Linked DNA regions of Homo sapiens: region 2 is linked to region 1. A link is a loop called in an ENCODE intact Hi-C map of the cell type or tissue named here. Cell type or tissue: Calu3. All regions are shown on one strand. Links, peaks and the distances in the headings refer to the core of each region. The heading gives the core; the rest is flanking DNA. Region 1 has its middle 63 kb from the start of LANCL3. Region 2 overlaps XK (X-linked Kx blood group antigen, Kell and VPS13A binding protein).

The links. A loop is a pair of places that touch in the nucleus more often than their neighbours do. Peaks named below come from ENCODE experiments on the same cell type or tissue, not always from the same donor. Only the 100,000 strongest peaks of a DNase experiment are listed, where the experiment ranks them.
Region 2: it touches region 1 in a loop (2.8-fold over the local background); 6 of 110 quality-filtered maps call a loop at or near these places.

What each region holds. Positions count from the first base shown.
Region 1 is chrX:37,504,342-37,512,940 of GRCh38, forward strand. It overlaps the pseudogene FTH1P27. Among named protein-coding and RNA genes, the nearest start is that of LANCL3, 63 kb to the right of the region's middle. In Calu3, for the core only: no CTCF peak of the experiment used is centred there; a DNase peak (open chromatin) is centred at 5,160.
Region 2 is chrX:37,730,245-37,738,843 of GRCh38, forward strand. It overlaps XK (X-linked Kx blood group antigen, Kell and VPS13A binding protein), which reads left to right. Exons shown (of 3, transcript NM_021083.4): 3 at 1-1,886. Among named protein-coding and RNA genes, the nearest start is that of CYBB, 46 kb to the right of the region's middle. In Calu3, for the core only: no CTCF peak of the experiment used is centred there; no DNase peak of the experiment used is centred there.

The DNA.
Region 1 (8,599 bases), core at 366-8,365:
TTTAAAAACAGAGTCTTTACTCTGGTGTTTAAGCTTTGATCCTGAAAACATATCTGAAATCACATTCCTTGTCATGTGGAGACATCTCTCCTGCAGAAAGAATTAAGCTTCCGGGTGCAGCAGACATGGGTGAGCATTTAAAGGGAAGCTGACATCTACCTAGAAGACAGATCCACTAACATATTCCAGTGCCAGAGAAATGCCATGCTTTGGGCATTTAGAATAGTTCCTACTCTGCCTGGGAGCTCTATACCTTTATCTCCAAAGGAGATGAGCACTCCCTAATTGACACACTCCACCCTCCTGTTCATGGGAGAATCCTATTGGTCACCCAGACTCACAGCTGTGCATTCGATCCATGCTCATCACCGAGGCTAACCCAGTCCTTGATTCCAATCATGAATGGACAAACGTTTTCCAGATATTTAAGGAAAGTGAGGAAGATGCACAAATAGAACTAATTCTGGAGGAGGGAAAAAGAGGATATAATACAGGAAACAGAAAAAAACGTTACCAGAACATACTCTCAGAGTTTAAGAAAGACAAGAGGTTTATAAAATGAGAACAAGCTGTCATAGAGGGGAATAATCAGGGGGCAGACGAAAAAGTCCTTGGACACTAGAAAAGTTACTGCAGAATTGACATCACGCAGTGGACTGACAGTGCCTAGTTCCCTGGGCTGCCCACGGAACTCAGTGTGCCCCCCCTCGCCACCACCACCATCCACCCGACGGCGCGCGCCCCTCCACCCATACGGGTCCCCACAGCCCACTTCCGGTCCCTTCGCAGACCCTGTGGCAACCACCACCGCCTGGTCCCGAGGACCCTGCCCTCCACTGGTCGCCTCCGTCGTCCACCATGTTGTGCTCAGAGGCACCCGCCGCGGCCGCCACTGCCGATGCCGATGCCGCCGCCCGCTTCGGGACCCTAGCGACCACACCGCTTTACCCTGCCTGCTCCTCGCGCCCGCACTGCCCGCCCTGGGCCCGCTGTCGCAGGTGCACCAGAACAACCATCTCAGCTGCGAGGTCGCCATCAACATCAAGGTCACCCTGGAGCTCCACGCCTCCTATGTGTACCTGTCCATGGCCTTCTTCTTCGACCGGGACGACGTGGCCCTGGAGAGCTTCAGCCGCTATTTCTTGCACCAGTGGCACGAGAAGAGGGAGCACGCCCAGGAGCTGATGAGCCTGCAGAACCTGCGCGGTGGCCGCATCTACCTTCGCGACATCAGGAAGCCAGAGTGCCAAGGCTGGGAGAGCGGGCTCCAGGCCATGGACTGCGCCTTCTACCTGGAGAAGAACGTCAACCAGAGCCTCCTGGAGCTGCACCAGCTGGCCAAGGAGAACGACGACCCCACCTCTGTGACTTCCTGGAGAACCACTTCCTGAACCAGCAGGCCAAGACCATCAAAGAGATTGGTGGCTACCTGAGCAACCTGTGCAAGATGGGGGCCCCGGAAGCAGGCCTGGCAGAGTACCTCTTTAACAAGCTCACCCTGGGCCGCAGCCAGAAACACACCAGAGCCCAGACAGGTCCCGCAGCCACGGGGTGCCTTCCCCTGCTCGCGCCACCACGCGGGGCGTCCATGTTGTCCTTTCAGAACATTCTCTTCAGTTTTCTCCTCTCAGTTTTACTGTTGTTGGCAATAAAGTTATCTGTTCTCAAAGCAATAAAGGTGTCCAGCTGATGCATATCTGCAACACTCTCACCTTTTAGGAATCAGGGCACATCCCCATGCAGGTTTAAAGTAGGTATCCAGCAGTCTTTCCATTCAGCCCTGCCCCATCTGCATGCAGCTCAGGATCTGCGGGGGTGGAGGGGAAAGGTATTTTATGGGCCGCTGGAAAATACATTAGTCTTCCCCTTATAAACTTTGAGGGCATGTGGGATTGGATGGGGTGAGGTGGGGTGGGGTAGGGTGGGGTGAGGTGTGGGGTGGGTGAGGTCGGGTGGGGTGTGCAGTCTTGGGCCATGGTATCTGTGGGTGCGTAAACATGGTAAGGTGTAAAGCATGGTATGGAATTCATCCTAGTGGTTGCCGGGTGCTGTGGCTCACGCCTGTAATCCCAGCACATGGGAGGCTGAGGCGGGTGGATCATCTGAGGTCGGGAGTTTGAGACCAGCCTGACCAACATGGAGAAACTCCGTCTCTACTAAAAATACAAAATTAGCCGGGCATGGTGGTGCATGCCTGTAATCCCAGCTACTCGGGAGGCTGAGGCAGGAAAATCGCGTGAATCTGGGACGCGGAGGTTGTGGTGAGGGGAGATCCCGCCATTGCACTCCAGCCTGGACAACAAGAGCGAAACTCCATCTGAAAAAACAAACAAACAAACAAAAAACAAAATATGCAAGTGCTAAGGATTCTTGCTTCTGGGCTTCAAGATGGGGGCTCTCGCGGACAGTATCGCATAGTACCTCTTTGGCAAGCTCACCCTGAGTGACACGGATAATGGGACTGAGCCTTAGGCTGCCTTCCCCACAGATAGGGGGTGATTTCCTGTATATTACCCTTACGAATTCTCCATTCATGGTTTTTCCTTCAATTGTACCATTTCTTCCATTAAAGCTGGTTTAAAAAAAAAAAACAGCTCAAAAGGACTGAAAAACATAAGGTCAAAACTGAAGGTCAAATTTGTGATATTGAATATAAAGTAGAATAAATGCCCCCAAAATGTCAAGGCAGTGACTGCTTTGAAGAATGTAGAGGGGTGGCAGAGAGTTGAAGGTGCAGACCAGGTAGAGCCAGTATAGCTGTTCCAGTTAGGAGACTAGTGCAGCTTCAGCTGTGATGGTGGCTGAGGAAATGAAGAGAGGTCGACCAGTTCCATATGGGTTTTTGACAAGGAGACACAAACTTTGCTCATGGACAGGAGGTGAGGAATGGGAGAGGGGGAATACAATGTAAGTTCTGAAGTTTGGACTTGAACACCTGGATTGATGATGGTGTTATTATCCCCCTGGGGATGGTTGCATGTGTCCCCGGGGTGGAGGAGCGGGGAATGTATGCCATGTAAAATCAGATTTTTATTAGACGTCCAAGTGGAAATGTGAATCAAGGAGCTGCAAAAATGTCACATTTGGAAGTAGACATACGGGGGACTTTTTATAGATGGTATTGAAGTCATGTGATTGGATGAGCTCACCAGAAGGAGACTATAAGGGAGAGTATGAGAAATCTAGTCCAAAGTGCAGGGCAGCTAACATTTAGAAGATGGTTGAGGTGTTTGAACACCCAGAGAGTTGCTGGTCCCACCTTGACCTTTATCTGCCCCAAGTTTATTACCTTATTCCCAATGTCTGCCCCAAGCTTACCTCAAAATCATCCTGTTCCTGAGAAGCTCAGTGTGGCCTCTGGATTCTCCTTTCAAGATATAGAGAAAAGTTCACCTTTTACATTTTCTTCATGGCTCTGGATAGAAAGATATTATTTCCTAGTATAAAGAATATTTCATATGGAAATGATACACTTGTTTCTCTATGTTTTCTTTTTTCTTGTTCCCCTTTAAAAACTCTTCTCCTCTCTCAGTCCACTCTCTATTTGACCGAAGGAAACCTCCATCCATGTAAACTCTAACGTTGCCCATGTCTGAGGAAAAATACTTCAAACATCTATCTTCTGTGCCACAAAAGAAAGTTACAAAGAAATAAGAAACAAAAAAGTCTTCTTTCTTCTGTGGGTTACAAAGGTAAAAGTCAAAAATTTACAGACTCTATGCTTTAGTCAAAGACACATGGGTAGCTTGCATCATTTCAAAGCTAGCAAATTGTTTTGAGCATTGTATTAGTCCATTTTTCAGGCTGCTGATAAAGACATACCAAAGATTGGACAGTTTATAAAAGCAAGAGGTTTATTGAACTTACAGTTCCACATGGCTGGGGAACCCTCACAATCATCGTGGAAGGTGAAAGTCATGTCTCACATGGCGGCAGACAAGAGAAGAGAAGGAGAGCCAAGGGGTTTCCCCTTATCAAACTATCAGATCTTGTGAGACTCATTCACCACCAGTAGGACAGTATGGGAGAAACTGCCCCCATGATTCAATTATCTCCCAATGGGTCCCTTCCACAAAACATGGGAATTATGGGAGTACAATTCAAGATGAGATTTGGGTGGGGACACAGTCAAACCATATAAGCATTTATTAAGATACGAACAAGTTTCGCTGTGCAACAATTGTCTTCCACATTTCCGTATGAGTGCACTGTAACACTTTTCTTAAAAATTAGGATTCTGGCACTTTGAGTTCAGTTTACAGAAAATGCTTTCGCCTTTTTACACATCTTTGTCAAACTTGGTCTTCTCACTGCATCTCTTTCGCTGCCTACTGTAAGGACTTCTGAATTCTCTGACTTTGTCTCAGCTATTACCTATTGAAATATATATGTCCCTTGACCGTTCTCCTGTGGATATGAGAAAGAACGAGCAAGCATTAAGTTTTGAGTGTTTCAAACTTTAAGTTGACTGAGGGGACTTCTTAATTTTTTGTTTTGGAGAGAAAATTTGGTGTAGTGTTTTCTTAACCTCAGATTGCCTGGGTTCAAATCCAATCTTAGCCTCTCATTTTGGGTAAACTTGAGTAATTTGTTCAACTTTTCTGTGCCTCAGTTTCTCCATATGTAATATAGGGATAATAAAAGCATTAACCCCATTGGGTTGTTGAGATTAAATGAGTTAATATATGTAAATCACTTAGAGTAATGCCTGGCACAGTGTATGTTTACAATGTGGTACTCATGATTTATCACCATTATCATCCTCTACTCTTTTAACTTTTATTTAGGTTCAAGAGAACAAGTGCAGGTTTTTATATAGGTAAACTGCTGTCATGGGGGGTTGTTGAATAGATTATTTCATCATCCAGGTACTAAACCGTGTACCCAATAGTTATTTTTTTGTTCCTCTCCCTCTTCCCACCCTCCACACTCAGGTAGGCCCCAGTGTCTGTTGTTTCCTTCTTTGAGTCCACGTGTTCTCATCATTTAGCTCCCAATTATAAGTGAGAACATGTGGTATTTGATTTTCTGTCCTTGCATTAGTTTGATAAAAACAATGGGCTGGAAGCCATCATCCTCTACCCTTATGTTTCTTTGTGGTCTTTATGCTTTGGGAAAATACTTCACTTCTACACGTTGCCACTGGGGGTCTCTCTTGCATGTCTAGTAACCAGTTGCCCTGCATACTGAGAAGGAAAAAACCTTAGAAGATAGTTTGGTTGTCAGGTGTCTCCAGGACTCAGAAGGGTACATGGCTGTTTTCCTTACCCCCCACACCTCAGTCCCAAGACAGGAGGAAGGTTGTCCTGTGACAACTTTCCGTGCTATTCCCCGCCCCCGCCCATTCTATCTCAACCAGCTTTCCCTTGAATTCACTCCTAGAACACTGTTCTTGTTCTTCCCAAACCCAGGTTGCCTGAGTCTCCTGTTTCCATCCTGAACTTCCTCCCACTCTTCAGAGATGGACAAGAGCAACAGGATGAAGTGCTCACCCTGATCCCCACCTTTGTCTGGATGTTTGGAGCTGAAAAGGAGAGGAATGGCTAGGTGGGCACTGGGGGGAGAATGAGAAAAAGAGAACACATTAGGGCCACTGACAACATAAGTAAAATCCACATATCATCATGAGCTTTGGCATAGAGGCTCTCAAGCTTTGCTGCACATCCAAATCACCTGCAGAGCTTTTGAAAATCTCAATGTCCAGGCAGCATCCCAGACCAAATACATAAGCCTCTGGCGCAGGGCCTGGGCATGCCAGGCATTGAAAACCAGCACTAGCATCTGGCTGCTCAAAATATGGTCTGTGGACCAGCAGTATCAATCTAAACTGAGAACTTGCTAGCAATGCAAAATTTCAAGCCACACCCCAGGGCTACGGAATGAGCATCTACATTTTAACAAGACTCTCGGTGATCAATTTGCACACTGGAATTTGAGAAGCACTCTTTAGCACCCTGATTGCCAAATATGGCTGCACCTTGAAATCACCTAGATAACCTGAAAATAATACTAATGCCTGGACTTAATCAATGTGCTCAGCTATGGAGAGTGAGAAAAAATAAAAGGAAAAATAGAAAGACAAATAGATGCTAAAGAAAGGTGAAAAGTTTAGAATATTTGGTAGCTTTAGGTGAATTCAGGGTTGCGGCAAGTTACCATAAACATGGATTGGCAAAGACTTTCTATAAAGAATGAGATAGTAAATGTTTTAGGCTTTGCAGCTACTGCAAAAGACCTCTGTCTCAACTACAAACTCTCCTGCTGGAGTGAAAAAGTAACGACAAACAGTAGGTAATTGAATGGGGTGGCTAGGATGTTTGGGGCTGAAAACATTGAACAATGCCTGACTAGCCTTTTTGACAGATTCTTCATAATCACATATTCATCACGGAGGCTGTTTAAATCAATGTGCTCAGCTATACCCTCATGTCAGTACTAGACCAAATACGATAAAAACTTACTGTAACATCAACAATTACTGACTCAACAATAATTGATCTCTGTCTCACACACACACTAGCTTTTATCTATTTTGTTGTTTATCACAAACTGGTTTGTTGTATAGCATGGGCTGGCAAACTACAGCCAGCAATCCTAATCTGGCCCCCACTTTTTTGGTAAATATAGTTTTATTAGAACACAGCCACCGCATTCAATTACCTACTGCTTGTGGCTACTTTTTCACTCCAGCAGGAGAGTTTGTAGTTGAGACAGAGGTCTTTTGCAGTAGCTGCAAAGCCTAAAACATTTACTATCTCATTCTTTATAGAAAGTCTTTGCCAATCCATGTTTATGGTAACTTGCTGCAACCCTGAATTCACCTAAAGCTACCAAATATTCTAAACTTTTCACCTTTCTTTATGCATCTACGTGTCTTTATATTTTTCCTTTTATTTTTTCTCACTCTCCATTAATATTCTAGAATGATTTGGATATTTGTAATATTTTAGACACATAGGGAACACTCACACTTACTAGAATTTCAATTGTTTCCTTTCAGACTAACATCTTTGTATATTTCAGCAATTCAACCTCTTGCCTTTGTGTCTTCAGTTTAGCCTGTCTCTTGCTGTGCCTTTTTTTAATTGAGGGACATCAGTCATCCTGCTTCTGGAAGCATCAGAGTGGAACAATGCCTGACTAGCCTTTTTGACGGATTCTTCATAATCACGTATTCATCACAGAGGCTGTTTAAAGTGTGCTCGTTTTCAAGTTATTACAATCTATTCCCATCATTTTTCTGTCTGTGAGGCATTTAAATTTTATTAATATGCAAAGCTACTTCCTGGCATGAGGAGAAATAGACTTCTTCCCTTTTATATCTATTTCAAATTTTGTGTTTTATAATGTTGGTTTTGGTTTATAATCTATTGTAATGATATATTAACTGTACCACATGCACCAAGGATATTTATTTTTTTCCCTTGGGATACTTCTCTGTGCATGAGTGTTTTCCTCCCAAATGTTTAATTATTGTATGAAGTATACTGAAAATCAGAAGTTCCAATTTGAAACATGTATTCAGAACTATAAATCAAGAAATTGACTTAAGGTAAACATTTTTAGGAAGGGAGCATTCATGCAGTTATTTCTTTTCAGCCAAATAGCCATTCTTTCCGCAATTTATATTAGGTTCTGTCATGTGTTCCACACGTTATGCTTGACACTAGGAATACAAGGTGACTAGGACACAGATTCTGGTCACAGTCGGACAGACATACAAATAGATGCCTCCAATATATTTCAGTATGATCTACAAAAGAAATAAACACAAAGTGCTATGCGACTCCAGGAGAGAAACGGGATCTAATTCTCACCTGAGGAGTCAGGAAACACCTGCTGTGGAGGTGACATTGACTCTTGAAGGATGAATTGGAGTTCCACAGGTGGAGAAGAGAGAAGAGAGTACTTTAGTTATGCTTCTTTGCTGCATAGGAGCCAACAGAGAGGGAACAGTTACAAACACAAGGTTGTAAGGGGATCTAGTTGATGAGGTGATGTATTTACTAGACACAGAAGGAAGGATACATTGTTTTATATTTTAAGGAACTCCATAAAACCCTCCTCTGAAAGGTCATCACTGACTTACTAGTTAACATCAACACTGGTCTCTTTTCAGCCTTTGCCCTGCTTGATCACTCTGGAGCCATTTAATTGTGTTGGTTAGTCCTTCTTTCCTTGGTTTTCCTGTCCTCTCTTGGTTTGCCAAATATTTATCTATAGAGAACTACATAGATTTAATAATCCTCTTGGATTCTGCTTTTGGCCTCTTCAACTCTTGCTCTGTGTTTATTTCCCCCTGAGCCTAGCCACCCCCAGTGGCCAGTTTCTCTCTCTCTCTCTCTCTCTGTATGTGTGTGTGTGTGTGTGTGCGTGTGTGTGTGTTCTAGATGGCTTATCTTGACCATGACACTTGAACAGCCACCTATGAAACATCTCCCTCTGGGTGTACCCAGAACACTCATACTCAACAAGTCCCACAATTAATTCATTGTCTTTTTCTCAAATACTCACTAGATTTGCCACACCTTCCCCTACACTCACAAGTAACACATTTTATAGTCACCCTAGATTTATGGTTCTTACTCAGCCTGAATAT
Region 2 (8,599 bases), core at 325-8,324, 230 kb after region 1:
ATAGGCCTAAAATAGTGAGCATATATAATCAAAATAATACTTCATACAACATATACTTCCATGCACTCTTCATGTAATCACATATGTGCATAGATACACAATCGTATTACATAAAACACCCTTGAAAATATATGACTTTGAATAAAATAAAGCTACCATGTTAATACATCATTTTTTGTTTCTTCCTAATTAACAAAAGGGCTCTATAATGATTAGGAGAGCTGTAAGGCCATTCTTTAGTCATTCCAAGTGTATATTTGTATCACACCAGTTACTTGTGTTCATTGACACCAAATATTTTCAAGCTTTTTGTGAGAAAGAGATTCTTGCCTTGAGGCTCTGCAGTGGCAAATGGTAGGGGCAATAGCGCTCCCTTTTCACCTGAAATGCCTTCAGCTCAGGCCTTGGGAGTGAGGTGTGGGAGTAGCCACCAGCCTCCCACTGACTAGGCATGTTAGGAATTAGACAAGGATGGAGAGACTGGTTTTTTCCAGCCTTGGTTTGGAAGCTTGTCTCAAAAACCATTACAAAATCTTAACCTTCAAATACATTCTAAATCACTTTAATTTAGAAGATAGGTGAGCAACTTGAGTGATCCCAAACCAAACTAACAGTGCTGGTTTGTCCGACACCCAAAGCCCACTTCACACATTTATAAGGACAGAGATTTGGTAACTCATTTGGGTATTTTGTCAGTTTTAACCCTTAATATACAGGTATCCCAGCTTTGGGCACATGTATGTCCATTCACTTTCAGGAAGGGGTGTCAGTACTTTCTTTCTGTGTGGTGAAAACATAAGCCATGGTGAACTGATAATTTTTGTTTTTAAATTATTTATATTACTGAATTGGCAAAATTACAGTTCACACTGCAGAGCTAGGTTGTCCTATTGGCATAAAACAAACCAGCAACTTTTCTCATGTGTTTGGAGTTAAAATGTGTTTTTCAGTTATAATTTCAATTTTTAAATTTCTTGGTGCTTTGTCTAATTAATTACATCCCATAACTTGTCAGGATAGTTGCTCCAACTGAATTGCTATCATTTGGCTGGATGGGGGTGAAGTATGTCTTCAAAATATATTGAAGTAAGTTCATCAAACATGTTTAGACTTCCTCTCATTGCTGGAGACAGCCCAGTGTAGAGATTGGCACTTCCCTGTCCAGCACTACAACTTAATTGCTCTATGCCTCAGTTTCCCCATAATACCCTTTTCCAACCTACCTCACAAGGTTATCAGAAAGATCAAATTAAATAATAGATGTGAAAATGCTTTGAAAATGTTTTTAAGTGCTATGCATATTTATAGAGTTATTATAGTTATTCAAATCCATAAGCAGGTTATTTTTATTTTTTTACTGTTTGAAAAGAAATAAGTAGTGTCATTCATATGAGTTCCTGAGTGGATATGCGAATCTTTGGTCTTCTCGACAGGTGCCCTTTCTCTTACCACTAGTTGCTTACAAAAATAGCACCCAAACACATGGCACTTGGAAGAAAAAGACCCACTGAATCTGAGAAAGTACTTTCTGGTGGCAAATGAATTTATCATTTTAGTATAGTTTTCGATAAAGGATATAGCAACATCTTTTGATAATTGTGCTTTACAACTTGAATGCTGATTCAAGGCATTATTTGGATGTGAGTTTAATCTTTTCAGCCTTGTAAATGGGAAAATATATATTAAAATTGATTGTCAAATACAGCATTTCTTTGGAAACCACCTTAAAACATTAGTGCTATGGTTATGAGTGTATGTGCCAGTACTTACCAGTCAATGCATTGTGGATATGAGCTTTCGTTGACTGCTTCTCTGCAGTCGTTGATGCTAATAAATATTGTCCTGTTTCTTCATATAATAAATTAATTTTTCAATTTCTCCTTGTATTTCATTCTTTATACAATTCTTACATGGCCTTTTTACTTCAGGGACTATTTTTAAAACAGAAATTTTAAAATTGTTTCATTGTAACTGATTATAGTTTTATAAACTCACCTGGAAATTACTTCTGTAGGCTGAGAAATTTGAGAGTGCTAAGATTCAGCCTTGCAGAACAACAACAGTCCATGAAAACCTCTCTGATTGTTTTATAGACATTTACTCCACTTGTTAAAATTACACTGCTGGATACTAAGATTCTGTTCAGTTGTCCATCAGTTGCCATGCACAATACAAAAAAGAGAGGCAATACACATCTCTTCTAGACAAACATAAATATATACTGATTCAGAAATATAAAACACCAAAGAAATGGCTTGGTATTAACATACATAATCAAATGTAAATGGTTGGGAAAAACATCAGTCATTAAAGGGATCATTTCAGAGCATGAGAGAGACATGGACTGTTTCAATAATTCCTTTGCTTCTGAAGGTGGCCTTGGAATTTGCAAAGACTTAGCTATAGGATAAATCTCTTTAAAAACAGCTTTATTGAGGCACAATTGACATACAAAAAACTGCACATATTTAATGTATACAATTTGATGAATGTGTACATATGCAAACACTCATGAAACCATCACCACAATCAAGGTAATAGACATATTCATCACTTCTAAAAATTTCCTTGTCCCTCTTTGTTTTTGTTTTGTTTTGTCTTTGTAAGACACTTAACATGAGATCTATGCTCTTAATATTTTAAATTCACAATACACTATCGACAACTATAAGTACTATGTTGTACAACAGATCTCTATAACTTACTCATCTAACGTAACTGAAACTTTATATCCATTGAACAACAACTTCCCATTTCCCCTACCCCCCAGGCCCTGGCAATTGCCATTCTATCCTCTGCTTCTATGAGTTTTGCTATTTTAGACACCCCATCTAGGTGGAATCATGTAGTATTTGTCCTTCTGTGTCTAGCTTATTTCACTTAGCATAATATCCTCCAGATTCTTCCATGTTGTCACAAATGGCAAGGTATCCTTTTTTTAAGGCTGAGTAGTATTTAGGAATATGCCATATATTCTTTATCCATTTATCTATCAATGGACATTTAGGTTATTTTCATATCTTGGCTATTGTGAATAATGGTTCAATGAACACTGGAGTGCAGATATCTCTTCAAGATCCTGATTTCAGTTATTTTGGATACATACCCAGAAGTGGGGCTGTTGGATCATACGGAAGTTTTATTTTTTTAATTTTTTGAGGAGCCTTCATACTGTTGCCCATATTGGCTGTACTATTTTACATTCCTATCAACAGTATACAAGTGTTCTAATTTCTCCAAATCCTTACTTACATTTAATTTTTTGTTTTTTTGGATAGTAGCCATCCTAACAGGTGTGAGGTGATATTTCACTGTGGTTTTAATTTCTAGTTTCCTGATGATTGGGGATGTTGAGCACCTTTTCATATACCAGTTTTCCATTTGTATGTTCTCTTTGGAAAAAGGTCTATTCCAGTCCTTTGCCCATCTTTTAATTGGGTTATTAAACGCTTTCTTTTATTGAGTTGTAGGAGTTTCTTACATGTTTTGGAGATTTTCAGATATATGGTTTGCAAATATTTTCTCCAATCTGTAGATGTTTTTCCTTTGCTGTGCAGAAGTCTTTTAAAATAAATATTTTCATGTTAAAAAAAACTGAGTATTAACAATTATAGCATTCAAGTAGGTCAATATAAAATTATTTAATTTGGTGTTTGTTAATGTTTTATTTTGAAATAATTTTAAACTAATAGAAAAGCCTGAAGAATAGTGCAAGGAATTTCTTTATACCCTTTACCCAGACTCACCTATTATTAATATTTTTCCATGCCCGTTATCATTGTCACTTTCTCTCTCTTTCTTGTAAACCCTTTGAGATTACACTGCCAACGTTACACCCCTTTATTCCTAAATACTATGATGTGTTTTTCCTGTGAATAAAGGTATTCTCTTACAGAGCCACACTATAGTTATCAAATTCAGGAAATTTAATATTGACACAATACTAATATCTAATCTAATATCCATACTCCAGTTAACAATTGTGCCAGTCACTTTATTTGCTTTCACAAAGCTTGTGAAAACCATGTGAATCAACTCAGTTCTCTTCTGTGGGGTTGTCTTTATTTAAAACTATGAGTAAGTTTTAACTTTTCTATGAATAATGGGAGATCTACAGCAGACGTTGAAGTTATTTGAAGAAAATATGTAGATGCTATCAGTACTAACTAATAGCTTAAAAACTGGAAATTTGAGATGTTTATTGGCAAGCTGGGTAATTCTTTTTCATGAACATCCTTTTTAGGCTTCAAGTGTTTGCTGTTTAATATTTGAATCTGTAGTTCACTCCCATCCTCTGCCCTGCTGTTATAACTCTATTTTACAGTGTTTGGGCCCAAATTTTAAAAGATTAGGAATGAGGTGAGTTAAGTAGATATTATTCTGCTATGACCATATTTCTCTGGGTGTCCCTCTTCCAGGAGACTATATTTTCTATGAACATCTCTCCAACTGGGAAAGAGCTCAGAAATCTCAACTATACATTTTAATTAAATGAATAACATTTTGAGCATTTCCTCTTTTTCAGGGAAAGGCACTTTATAGCAGCAGAGATTTGTACAGAGCTGGAAATTCAGAAGCATCCCAATCTCTCCTTTCCCAACACACACACACACACACACACACACACACACACACACACACACAAACACACACACACACACACACACACCCTGTCAGAGTAGACCCCAAATATGCTAAGAAGTTGAGTCTGCCACAGAAGCCTGCTCTAGGGAATGACCTAACATCTTATCACCCTCTCTGCATGGTTGTTTCTCTGGAAATTATTAGGCCAAGGAGATCTAGAATACTTGGTTTAAGCAGGTTTTAGAATCCAGAGCATCTTTAAAGAGTGTTACAGCAGCATGCAGCCGTGTCTCTCTGCTGCAGGTTATCAGAAAACTTAACACTCAGACTCTGCTGTAGCATGCACCTTTGTGTGAGGGAGTGGAGGGTTTGCCTCCTCCCAAGAAGGATAGATTTAGCTAAATCAATTTTGAGGTTCTGCCTGTGCTTTCACTCCCTCCCTGCCTCCTATCCTGAATTAATTTTCTATCTCTGAATGATGAGTTCCTGATTGAAACCTGATTAGCCTGCTTCCTAAAGCCGTGGAAATACCATCTCCCTTAGACATATACATTATGCATACTGGTTTAATTTCTTATCAGTTTGCTTCCTATCTTAATTACCTAAACTCTACAGTTAATGAGTTAGGTTTTCAGGGGTGATAGCACTCAAGAAATAAAACAGGATTTTGAAATTCTATTTTGGAGTGGTGCTGCAACACCACACCCACCGCCACCCTAGCAGGGAGGAGAATGATTCCCTTTTGTCATCTTCCCCTAACAAGGTGACCTTCTTAATTGGATTGGCAGAATTTTCTAGAAAAATGGTGCCTGGCTGTAGGGCTGCAGGCCTCCAAGAATCAGAGGTATTGTGATCCTCTCCACTACTACAGATATCTGGCACACACTTGTGCAATTCTTTTTCAAACCAATGGGAATGCTGTTGTGAGTGATAGGACAGGACTGATTAGAAGTGTCACTGTAGTCAAAGTAATTTTGTCATTTTTCTCCCAGCTCCCACCATGAACAAATATTAAAAATTCAACCACTGTTATGTGGAGGGTGACCTTAAAGTATGTCTTTTGTAATTGAGGTTATTGGGATCTATTACCCTGGGAAGTTTTTTTTTTTCTGCTGAAATATTTTCTCCTATGGACTTATGGTATAGTCTTTTCCTTTTAAAATGAGGATAGATCACCCACACATCATGCGGCTTCTCTCATTTACAGCTTGATTCAAGAGATCAGGAAATATGTTTATTTTAAAAGTGTACTGTAAATGTCCTACCTTAAAAAAGTACATTATCTACCTTCACAGGAAGTATGTAATCAAGGTGAAATGCTTCTATCGTTTCAAATTATTACTAAATGTATATTACTATCATAATATCCATCAAAATAATATGATTTCTACAGTCTTCAATTCACCTCCCAGTTTACTTCCTTAGCCTTATTATAAATAATATCAGGGTGCTTTCAGCTACAATTTGTAGAACACCTGGTTAAAAGTGGCTTAAACAATAGGATTTTGTTATCTATATTAACAAGCAGTTTGGAAAGAGGTGATTCTAGATTCTGGCAGGCAAACTATCCTTGGGCCCCAGAGGCTTTCCATCTTTCCTGTCACCTTCAACCTGTTCCTCCATCTTCACGCTTGTCTTCACATTATTGAAGCATAGTAACCTGACCTCCAGGTATCACGTATACAAAACTGAATCTGAGCTTCTCCTTCTTGAAAGATGGAGAAGGTCCCAAGAGTTCCGGAAGGAGGCAAAGTGGTCTTTTTCAGCCGCCAGGGTCACACATTTCCTCCAGTACCGTGAGTTACAGAGAAAAAGTCCTAATCCTTCTGCCTGAATGTTGACCTTATTTTCTAGGTCTTAGAATTCTTTGGTATTGCTTTACATTTCATTTCCCACCCCTCAAACTGAATTTATTGTGTACTTTCTCTGGAGAACTGGTTCCGAAGGAAAAAGAAAAGCAAGCTTTCTATTAAGCCCTAAAGAGCTAACAGGGTACAGCAGGACAATTTATATCCAGACAGAGCGTTGGGGTAATAGGAGAAAACAAATATTATGTTCTTGGAGCCCTGGTATCATTTGCATATTTCCAAAGGAAAATAAATTTGATGCTAGAATGCCATCTCTTTAAAAGCACTCAGTTCAACATCTAATACTAATTCCACAATATTAACACCAGCAATGTCCAGTATGGCAGCAACTAGCCACATGTGACTACTGAGCAAGTGGGATGTGGTTATTCCAAATTGAAATGAGCTCTAAGTGTAAAACCCACATGAGATTTTGAAGATTTAGTATAAAAATTCAAAATATCTTAATAATTTCTACATTTGATACCATGTTGAAAAGATAATATTTTGGATATATGAGGCTAAATGAAAGATACTATTAAAATTAATTTCACTTCTTTCTACTTTTTTTTACTGTGGTTACTAAGAAATTTAAAATTTCCCCTGTAGCTCCCATATCTGGTTTGTGTTACAGTGGACAAGACATTTTACAGATATGTACACTAAGTGTACACCAGAAAAATGCCAGATTAGCCAAGATCTGTTCCTTGGATGGCATTTCCCTTTTTTCATGTCAGGAAAAGTGTGTTTACAATAAAAACAAGGATGTCTCACTCTAATGTATTATTTATGTGCTCAGAGAGTGTCCTGAGCAATGAGGAGATGTTTTCTTTTTCTTTTCTTTCTTCTTCTTCTTCTTCTTTTTTTTTTTTTTTTGAGACAGAGTCTTGCTCTGTTGCCCAGGCTGCAGTGCAGTGGCTCGATCTCAGCTCACTGCAACCTCCACTTCCCGGGTTCAAGTGATTCTCCTGCCTCAACCCCCTAAGAAGCTGGGACTACAGGCGCCTGCCACCACACCCTGTTAATTTGTTTTGTATTTTTAGTAGACACAGGGGTTTCACCATGTTGGCCAGGCTGGTCTCGATCTCCTTACCTCAAATGATCCGCCCACCTCAGCCTCCCAAAGTGCAGGGATTACAGGCGTGAGCCACCATGCCTGGCCTAGATGTTTTCTATTAAGTGGTTTCCAAACATGGCTTCCCATTGGAATCACCTGGAGATGATGGGGTCGTTGAAAATGCTGCTGCCAGGCCACACCTCAGGCCAATTAAATCAGTATCTCTGGGCATGGGACCCAAGCATCAGGGTTTGCATCTGGGCTCTCCAGTATTCCAGAAATCTTTCTTTATAAGCAAAAGTAGGTGTCTGGGGCTTACAACAGTCAATCAGTCATCAGATATAAGTATCTAAAAGTAACAGAATCACTGATTTCCTCACACTGTGTTCAGATGTTCAAGTAAATGTAGCTTCTTTATATCCTAGATGGATTTGAACTTCCTTGTGATTTCCTGCCCGAATTGGGTACCAAAAAAGGTGGGGGGTGAGGAACCAGCCTTGCTAAGCCCAGTGTCCCCATCTCTGCTCACCAGGTGCGTCTGTCTCTTTGGAGTGACTGCACGTCTATGAATTAAGCACTCTATTTTTCAGGATGCCTCCCCTGCCCTTCTCCTTCCCTGAGATGGCAGCACCCAGGTGTATGGGAGAGACACTGCGTGCCACCTCCTGGCAGAGGGGTACCAGGACCTACTGGCCTGAGGCTGGGCCCAGGGCTGGGTCAGGCCCGAGTTTGCTCACATGGGTTCCTCTGAGTTCTGCTGGACTCTGCTGCTGAGCTCTTCAGCTGTCAGGGCCTGTCCTCTGCTTGCTTCCAGGCCTTGGCTTGGGTTGGTCTACTGTGAGCTGCGGCCCAGGAGCCACACCATGGCCTCTTCCAAGGGCCTGGACTGGGCAGTTCTACACAGGGGCACCATGGAAGGCTCTCATCCCTCAGCTTCACATCCCACCCTCCCATGGATGAGGCTGTGCTCCTGGGTTCCACATTGCCTCACCAAAGGGCCACTTTCTGCCCTCTGTCAGCATGACCACAGCTCTCCTGCTTGGGAATGTGGGATCAGACAGCACCCCAGACAAGGGACCCTCAGACAGTGCCCAATGGGAAGAGACAGAGA